Regions from separate parts of the Homo sapiens genome. Here region 2 is linked to region 1. The links are chromatin contacts, found by Hi-C or POLR2A ChIA-PET in ENCODE. All regions are on one chromosome and are shown on one strand. Each heading gives the region's core, a stretch centred on a gene start or an enhancer-like site at or near the end of the contact. The rest is flanking DNA. Distances are from core to core; before and after follow the strand shown.

Region 1 (4,309 bases), core at 1,276-3,775:
ATGCATAGCAGGTTGGCAGTAACATGAATTTGCTTTCAGAGAATCTGGAGTAGATTTGAGAGTTATTAACATATAACATAGGTATCATGAGTAAGGCTGATGAGAAGGATGAGAAGAGACGCAAGCTTGAAACAATACCAATTTTTCTGTTTTGTCTATAACTATTGAGCTATAGTTCACATATAATAAACTGCACCCATTTAAAGCATACAATTGGATAAATCTTGACAGAAACCACCACAATAATCAACATACAGAACATTACCATCACCTCTCAAAGTCTCCTCAGACCCTTTTAGCCCTTCCCTCTCTCCATGCCCTTACTGCAGACAACTACTCATCAGCTTTCTCCCACTGGAGTTTGCTTCTAGAATTTCGTGACTGGTTTCTTTGGTGTCTAGCTTGCTTTTTCACTTAGCATAATCCATTTTGAGATTCATCGTATGGTTGTATTTATCAGTAGTTCTTTTTTTTTTTTTTTTTTTTTTTTTTTGAGAAGGAGTCTCACTCTGTCACCCAGGCTGGAGTGCAGTGGTGTAATCTCGGCTCACCACAACCTCCGCCTCCTGGATTCAAGTAATTCTCCTGTCTCAGCCTCTGGAATAGCTGGGATTACAGGCGCCCGCCACCATGCCCGGCTAATTTTTGTATTTTTAGTGGAGACGAGGTTTCACCATGTTGGCCAGGCTGGTCTCGATCTCCTGACTTGAGGTGACCCACCCATCTTGGCCTCCCAAAGTGCTGGGATTACAGGTGTGAGCCACCCGTACCCAGCCAGTAGTTCCTTTTTATTTGTAAGTGGTATCCCACGTTTTGTTTAGCCATTTACTCGATGGGTATTGGGGGTGGTTTCTATTTTTTCCTATTAAGAATAAAACTATGAACATTCATGTACATGGCTGTGTGCAGACACAGGTTTTCATTTCTCATGGATAACTAGAAACGGAATGCCTGGGTTATATGGTAGGCATATGTTCAACTTTTTAAAAACTAAGTTTTGCAAAGAGATTGTAACATTTTATGTTCCCATCAATAACAGTTCCAATTATTCCAAATCCTTACAGCTCTTGGCATTCTCAATCTGATTTTAGCCATTCTAGTAGGTGTGTAATGGTCTCTTATTGTATTCTTTTAATGTCCATTTCTGTGATGACTAATGATGCTACTGTGCTTATTGGTCATTTGTATATCTTCTTTCGTTCTATTCAAATTTATTGCCTGGTTTTTAGTTGGGCTGTATTTTTATAACTGAGTTGTAAAGCGTCCTCATATATTCTGGATCCAAGTCCTTTTGTTAGATATATGTTATTATGAATATTTTATTCTGTGGCTTGGCTTTTCATTTTCTCAACTGTGACCTTCAAAGAGCAAAAATTTTAATTTTTTTTTAAAAGCCCTATTTATCCATTTTCGCTTTATGCATATATATATAAAATGAGATGGGGTCTCACTATGTTGGCCTTGCTGGTCTGGAACTCTTGGGTTCAAGCAATCCTCCCTGCTCTACCTCCCAAAGTGCTGGGGTTACAGGCATGAGCCACCCCGCTTGGGATGCCTTTTTTATTCTAAGAATTCTGTGCTTATTCCAAGATGGCAAACATATTCTCCTGGTTTTTTTCTAGGCTTATATTAAATAGTTTTAGCTTTTACATTTAAGTCAGCGATCCATTCAGAGTTAAGTTTTTTATCTATTTCTGTAGGGCAGAACATCAGTTTTTAAAGGGTGGGCAAGGTGAAAAGAACCCTGAAGGATACCAGGGAAAATGATGTTTCTGAAGCCATGAAAGGTGCAGGTGGGGTCAGTGGTGGCAAATGCTTTCGAAACCAAGTTTGAGTGTGGCTGAAAAGTACTTAACGTTAATTTACCGGGCCTACCTTGTGCCAAGCACATCACACTTGCTCTTAAGTTGTTCAGTCTATTGAGGGCATCTTGCTTTAAAAAATGTATGCATAAGACAAAAGCTGGAGGTGGTCGGAGTCGAAGGAGATTTTTTGTTTTTGAGACATGGGCACGTTTGTATGAAGGATAAACGTCAATAATGAAGATGGGGGAGGACTTAGGGTGTCAATGAGGGGAAAGGCCACTGAGGCTGGAAAAAATAGTACCCAGAGCCTAGTGGAGGGATTAGCTTTGGCCTGGAAGTATTTAAAGTTCACCCAGAGTTCCGGAAAGAAAAATGGAGGAAAAGAAGAGTTGCGGGGAGAGACAAGCGGTATCCCTGCAAATCTGAAAACTGGAAGAGGAATTGGAAGTAACCTTTTCGGATACCGTCTGGAGCCCACGAAGGCATTACAATTTTGCAAGTGAGAAGCTTCTCCTCTAAGTTGTCATTTAGTCCTCGTCACGTGGTAAAAAGTATCGCACGCCCACAGTTCTACACCCGAAAGTCCGGACACCTGAGCGACTTTCCGGGCCAGAGGCCCCAAGGTGCATCGGGGCAGAGCCGGAAGCGGACGCTGAAAACTGGCGGCTCCTTAATGGTTCCGGCGGCAGGGACCGCAGCGACGCCCTCACCGGAAGTCCCGCCTCTGCCGTGGGCCTGCGAGAATCGAGGCACTCGCTGGCGTACCCATGTATCGAAATGAGTTCACGGCCTGGTACCGGCGGATGTCGGTGGTCTACGGGATCGGCACCTGGTCTGTGTTGGGCTCACTGCTTTACTATAGCCGGACAATGGCGAAGTCGTCAGGTAGGGCTCTTCGGCGGGGCCTGCCCCGGAACACACGGCCTTCGATGAGAGTTCCCCGGGGGTCATGGAAACAACTTCCCTGTCCTTTAAATCCCAGGTTTATTCTGCAAAACTAATTGAAACGGGTGCTAACAGCCGTTTGTTATAATGGAATCTGCAAAGAACTAGACTCCAGGAATTATTAATACCTTGTAAATATTGTTTCCTAAATCTGAATCATTTACTGGATAGGGCCGTCCCCATATTCAGAATTGGAGGAATCTGTGTAAAGTGCAAGGTGGACTTTCAGAGACTCTGGCCGGTGATTTTTAAAGAGTGATGCTTCAGTACTACTGTCCCTCATCGTATATGGCGAGCAATTTCAGTACTTTTAGCAGCCAAGGCGTATTAAAATCTTCCAGTTACTAAGCGCAAAGGGAGAAAAGTCTCTCAGCTTTGAAAAATATGCTGGAAATCTGTAGAGACATTAAGTTGATTAGTGTGGTTGCTAGGGGCTGAGGGGTTGGGGAGTTGGGGAATGACTGCCAAAGGTATGGATTCCTTTTGTGGATGAAAGTATTTTTAAATTGATTGTGGTGCTGGTTGCACAAATCTGAATATACTAAAAACATTAAATTGTATATTTTAAGTGGGTTAATCGTATATGTTAATTATATCTCAGTAAAGTTGTTGTGTAAAAACTATGCTGAAGATTACATTTGGTGATGAAGCTGTCAGTGGCCTGAAAGTACATGTGTCCAGCATTAAGCATTTAAAAACATTTTGGCCGGGTGCAGTGGCTCACGCCTGTAATCCCATAACTTTGGGAGGCCGAGGTGGGAGATTGCTTGAGCCCAGGGGTTCGGGACCAGCCTGGGCAACATGGGGAGACCCCCATCTCTACCAAAAGAAAAAGAAATTTTTATATATAATATTTTATATTTACTTTATATGTAATATATGGTAAAAATACTTTACATTTATATATAAAGTAAAAATATTTTAATGTCCATATTTATGTTTTCTTTCTTTCGTTCTTTTTTTTTTTCTTTTTGACAAGGTCTCACCCTGTCGCCCAGGCTTGAGTGCAGTGGCATGATCTCGGCTCACCACAACCTGCGTCTCCGGGCTCAAGTGATTCTCCTGCCTCAGCCTCCCGAGTAGCTGGGATTGCAGGCGCAGGCCACTGCTGCCCGGCGAATTGTTTTATTTTTTTTTTGAGACAGAGTCTAGCTCTGTCGCCCAGGCTGGAGTGCACTGGCGCTATCTTGGCTCACTGTAACCTCCATCTCCCAACTCAAGCAGTCCTCCTGCCTCATCCTCCCCAGTAGCTGGGGTTATAGGCCCATGCCACCACGCCCAGCTAATTTTTGTATTTTTAGTAGAGATGGGGTTTCACTACGTTGGCGAGGCTGGTCTCAAACACCTGACCTCAGGTGGTCCACCTGCCTCGGCCCCCACAAAGTGAGATTGGGATTACAGGCGTGAGCCACCGCACCCAGCTTTTCTTTTCCCTTCCTTTTCATTCCTTCCTTCATTATTGGGGTTGGAGAGAGTGGATGTAATTCTTACCTTAGTTAATTTCTAAGACTTTAATGACTGCTTTCTAAGTTAATAATTCAGGTGTTCTTTTTTTTTTT
Region 2 (4,309 bases), core at 957-3,456, 230 kb after region 1:
GATTGTATATCATATAATTTAAAGGTTAGAGTGAATCACATTAAATATTCTGAATGTCTGGACTGTCTGTTGATATCTTCCTATTAACTGACAGTAACTTTTCTCTCTCTTTTTTTTTTTGAGACGGAGTCTCGCTCTGTCGCCCAGGCTGGAGTGCAGTGGCCTGATCTCAGCTCACTGCAAGCTCCGCCTCCCAGGTTCACGCCATTCTCCTGCCTCAGCCTCCCAAGTAGCTGGGACCACAGGTGCCCGCCACCGTGCCCAGCTAATTTTTTGTATTTTTTCTTTTTTTTTAGTAGAGACGGGGTTTCACCGTGTTAGCCAGGATGGTCTCGTTCTCCTGACCTCCTGATCCGCCCACCTTGGCCTTCCAAAGTGCTGGGATTACAGGCATGAGCCACTGTGCCCGGCCACTTTTCTCTCTTTTTTTGTATCCTTTTCCCATGACTTCTTTACTATCTCTTCCCCAATCAGTATTTCGGTATCTATCTATGACTATCTATCTATGACATCCATCTGTCTATGACTCAGACCTGGGCTGAACTATATACTCGCCACATAGATTCTGCAATTAATATTCTGCTGTATTTGTTTTATGTATATGTCTACCTACGCTTGTATACATCCATCAATCCATCTTATTTTTTGATGCTTTTCAAATAAGTGGCAGACATCAGTGCTCTTCACCCCTATGGTGAATTTTGACAAATGCATACACTCATTATCCCTGAAGGTGTCCTTAGGCCCCTTTCCAGTTAAGTCTACCCCCAACTCCCAAGGTGAACTCTATTCTGATTTTTTTCCCACCATAGATTAGTTTTGCCTGTTTTAGAACTTCATATAAATGAAATTGTACATGGTGTAATCTTTTGTGTCCAGCTTCTTTCATTAGCAAAATATTTTCAAGTACCTGTGTTGTTATAAGGGTCCTCATTTTAAAACGAATAATTTGACAAGATCTTTGCAAACTGATCTTTACTTTAAAATTTTGGACTTCTCTGATGTGTATGTAAATACAGTAACCACCTTTAAATTAAATAGCCTAAATACAGTAACCACTTGAACTAAGCCTCTGAAACAGACATCTCTCCCATGTGTCTGTCAGACCTTGTCTTTCTGTTTTCATGCTCCCCACATCCCCCTACCTTGTTTAGCATTGATAAACATTTCAAAACTGCAGAGGGAATTTATCATATTTGTCTCAAGGGCACAGCGCTTTTGATTTACTGTGTTCAGTAAGATGCAGGGGGCTAACCAACCTCTTAGGATTAACTGCATTTGACTTACCTTCAAAAGGTCATCAGCAGTACATCCTTAGTAGGCCTCACAATAGTGTGTCCACAATACGGGTTAGTGGGAGTGATTGAAAGGCTTGGAGAGTTGTCCTTCTGGGTTTGCTCTGGTTGGGCGATCAGAGTCCATAGCACTGGGTGGGAAAACATGAAAGAAAATAAGTGAAAGTGACATGTTCCTCCAGAATAGCTAAAGGTCAGCGCTCACCCCATTCAACCACTGTATTCCCTAGACTTAGCATGAGGCGGTTTCTAAAAATCAAAGCCACACTTAGCGTGGTAATGTGGCTTTGTACCATGTCAACCTAGCTAAGCGGGAACTACGTTTCCCAGAATTCCTTGCCTGTAGGTTTCCGGGGTTAGCACACGCCACGTGACCTGATGCGGGCTTCGTGAGGCGGAAGTGACGCAGTGTTGTCGTCTCGTAGGCTTGAAAGGTAGGTGCCCGACATTAGGGACTGTCGCAGCCCGGGGAATTGTCCCCATCTGCTGGCTTACCTTGTGGGCGTGGATCCCCTCTAACTTTCCTAATTCCCGGGCGGCCCGCGGGCCTGCGGCAGATTCAGCTCTCAGGACTCCACTTTCAGTTTCTTCCACTTCTGGGGCAGGCTGCTTGTCCTGCCACTCTCAGGCCCCCCACCAGACACGGCAGCAACAGCTGTTCCTAAGTGTTCAACTCGCTCCTTCCCGCAAATGTAGAAGCTCAAATCCCTATAGCAAATTCCATATTCTATGTCATTCTTAATGCTTCCGTCTCTCTGGTTGAATCTAGATTGGATACAATCAGTGATGCACATTTACCAGACAGAGGATGTGCAGCGTTTACTGTTGATTTCTCTCTTTTCCTCCCTATCACCTCAGTTTAGTTCCAGGATCCACACTCCTCCACCATAGTCAGGAGATTCAGGGAAAGTTGGCAGGGTTCAGCTTTCAAGTTGACCCTTGATGAACCATGGTCAATCCTGTTAAGAGGCGTGAAAGCCAATCCCAGCCAATGAGACTGGGGAGAAATCACTGAAGAACTTGTGGAAAACAGACCCTCTGGATAAAAGACACGTGTGGGGAAAAAGGGGCTTTTTAATGTTATTCTGGATGTTTCCCAAAAGTACTGCTGCTGCCTTGCCTCCCTGACAGACACTGGCCTTAGGATGACATGCGGCAGGAAGGAAGGACGGATCTGGGGTTTTTCAAGACTCACTGAGATGCACAAGGAACCAACCCTCAAGTAGCCAACTCGTTCCTGTTTGCATGTGTCGACTGAAAAGAATCAAAATAAACAAAATATAACTATTTCTAAGAGGTTACAACTTGCAGGCAGGAAGCAGGCCTCTACCTGAGGCCATAAAGCATACTTTGAAGGAGAAAAGGTAGGTATTTATGCTAGGTGGAGAGGTAGGATATACGTATTCTGTAGCATACAGGAGAAGCCTATGAAAATTCATGGAGGAAACTCGTTAGAGACACGCACTGGGCTTACATATGAAGAATATCCAAAAGCGGATGACCTGTGTTCACTCTGGGGTGAAGATTTAACATTTAAATGTATTATAATTAGGCTGTAAATGCAAAAAGGTGAAACATAGGGCACAAGTTCACGATCTGTGCAATCTCCAGAGACCAGTCTGATCTAGCCTGCAGCTGGCAGTCATCTGTCAAGAAGGGGCTCTTTGTAGCCCAGAGTAGCTGTCAGGTTGGAACCATAAAACCAAAAGGAGGGCATCGGCGGTTAGGTGAAGAAAAGAAGTCTTTTGGCCTTTTTTCCTCTTCAAGTCAGCTTTTGATAAGATCTAGTAATAATAAGGGGATGGGTGTGGCTGCAGGTGGGACATGTCGGTTCTCTGTCCTGTCACAGCTAAGAACTAAGAACTTTAGAGTCTTTCAGCCATAGAGGGTCCTGTCATCCATTGAAGGGATCAGTCCATTGGGATTTTGCCAGTTTTAGCATTGATGCTGTGTCCTGGGAAACCCCTGAATACTTATCATAGCAGAAGTTCAGCCACTGTAGCCCTACCTCAGGACCGCTTTTATGGGAAAGAATAATTCCTTTAACTGCTTGAGCCATTTGAGTTGTGGCTGCTTTTGGTACTTGTAATAAATTGAAAGCATCTTGAATGTTCTGGGACAGTAAAAGAATGTGCCTTTGTTTCTGACAGCAATTATAAAATCAATTATATGTTTATATTCTAAAAAATGTTTTGAGTAATGCTGACATCATTGGAAAAGTGCATCACTTAGAAAATGTATCTGTGTGTCAATTTTGTTTGTTCAAAATCAGTTTCATTAATTTGTGGGAAGATACACCTTGTACATTTTACCTAATTAAAAAAAATATTGCCAGTTGAGTATACTTGTGATATATTCAAAGATAAATAAACTTTTTCAATTTTAGATATTCATATGTCTTTGGGCCTTTGTTTAGTTTTGTCCTAAAATAGGAATGCTTTTATATGGGCCAGATTCCTGCAGTGATGATATCTGGGAAGGAAGGGAGGGCATGATCTTTGTTCTATGTGTTTAAAAGTCTCAAATGAGTTACTGGGATGTAAAAAATATATTCGCACATGAGTTTGGTACAGTTCGGTGATTTTTTTTTTTTTTTTTGAAAGAAAGAAAGGTTTCCAAGGCTTGACACTGTCCTGTGGGTGTGGTCAATTAATTGCATTATTGGTCCCGACTCTTTACACCTACCCTTTGCCATGTAGCCTGGTAGTGGCCTCTCACTATGACACTAGGATTTCCCATGTGATGTTCTTTGGCCAATAGGTGCAAGCAAAGGTTTGAAGAGCACTGGGGAGTTGGGATTGTTTGCTCATATCTCTGCTTTCATGATGACAGTGTGCCTTGGTTAGCCTGGGGAGAATGAGTGTCACATGGTCCAAGCACCACTATTGCCACAGCTGATGATAAGTCAGATAACTGCCAGATTTAAGTGGGCCCAGAGGAGACCAGAAGAATCACCCAGCTGAACCCAGCCTAAATTGCTGACACATTAACTCATGAGCTAAATAAATGCTTAT

What was found. A loop is a pair of places that touch in the nucleus more often than their neighbours do. ChIA-PET counts read pairs that join two places held with the same protein, here RNA polymerase II (POLR2A). Pooled maps may share reads with other maps.
Region 2: a loop to region 1 is called in a map of B cell, with 27 times the contacts of the local background. The contact joins the promoter of LINC00652 here to the promoter of SMIM26 in region 1. A Hi-C loop is called at or near these places in 14 of 168 maps with a recorded cell type or tissue (B cell, CD14-positive monocyte, CD4-positive, alpha-beta T cell and 7 more), 10 of 37 single-sample maps with no recorded cell type and 28 of 50 pooled maps. POLR2A ChIA-PET finds 5 or more read pairs at or near these places in 3 of 52 experiments (CD4-positive, alpha-beta T cell, CD4-positive, alpha-beta memory T cell and activated CD4-positive, alpha-beta T cell).

The regions. Positions count from the first base shown.
Region 1 is chr20:18,564,907-18,569,215 of GRCh38, forward strand. SMIM26 (small integral membrane protein 26) reads left to right here and starts at 2,526. Exons shown (of 2, transcript NM_001348957.2): 1 at 2,526-2,690. The coding sequence starts at 2,573. RefSeq lists an enhancer at 2,214-2,313 and a silencer at 2,377-2,659.
Region 2 is chr20:18,792,378-18,796,686 of GRCh38, forward strand. LINC00652 (long intergenic non-protein coding RNA 652) reads right to left here and starts at 2,207. Exons shown (of 4, transcript NR_026883.1): 1 at 1,791-2,207; 2 at 1,288-1,426. It overlaps LCDR (lysosome cell death regulator), which reads left to right and starts at 1,672. Exons shown (of 1, transcript NR_026885.1): 1 at 1,672-3,688. RefSeq lists an enhancer at 1,348-1,887.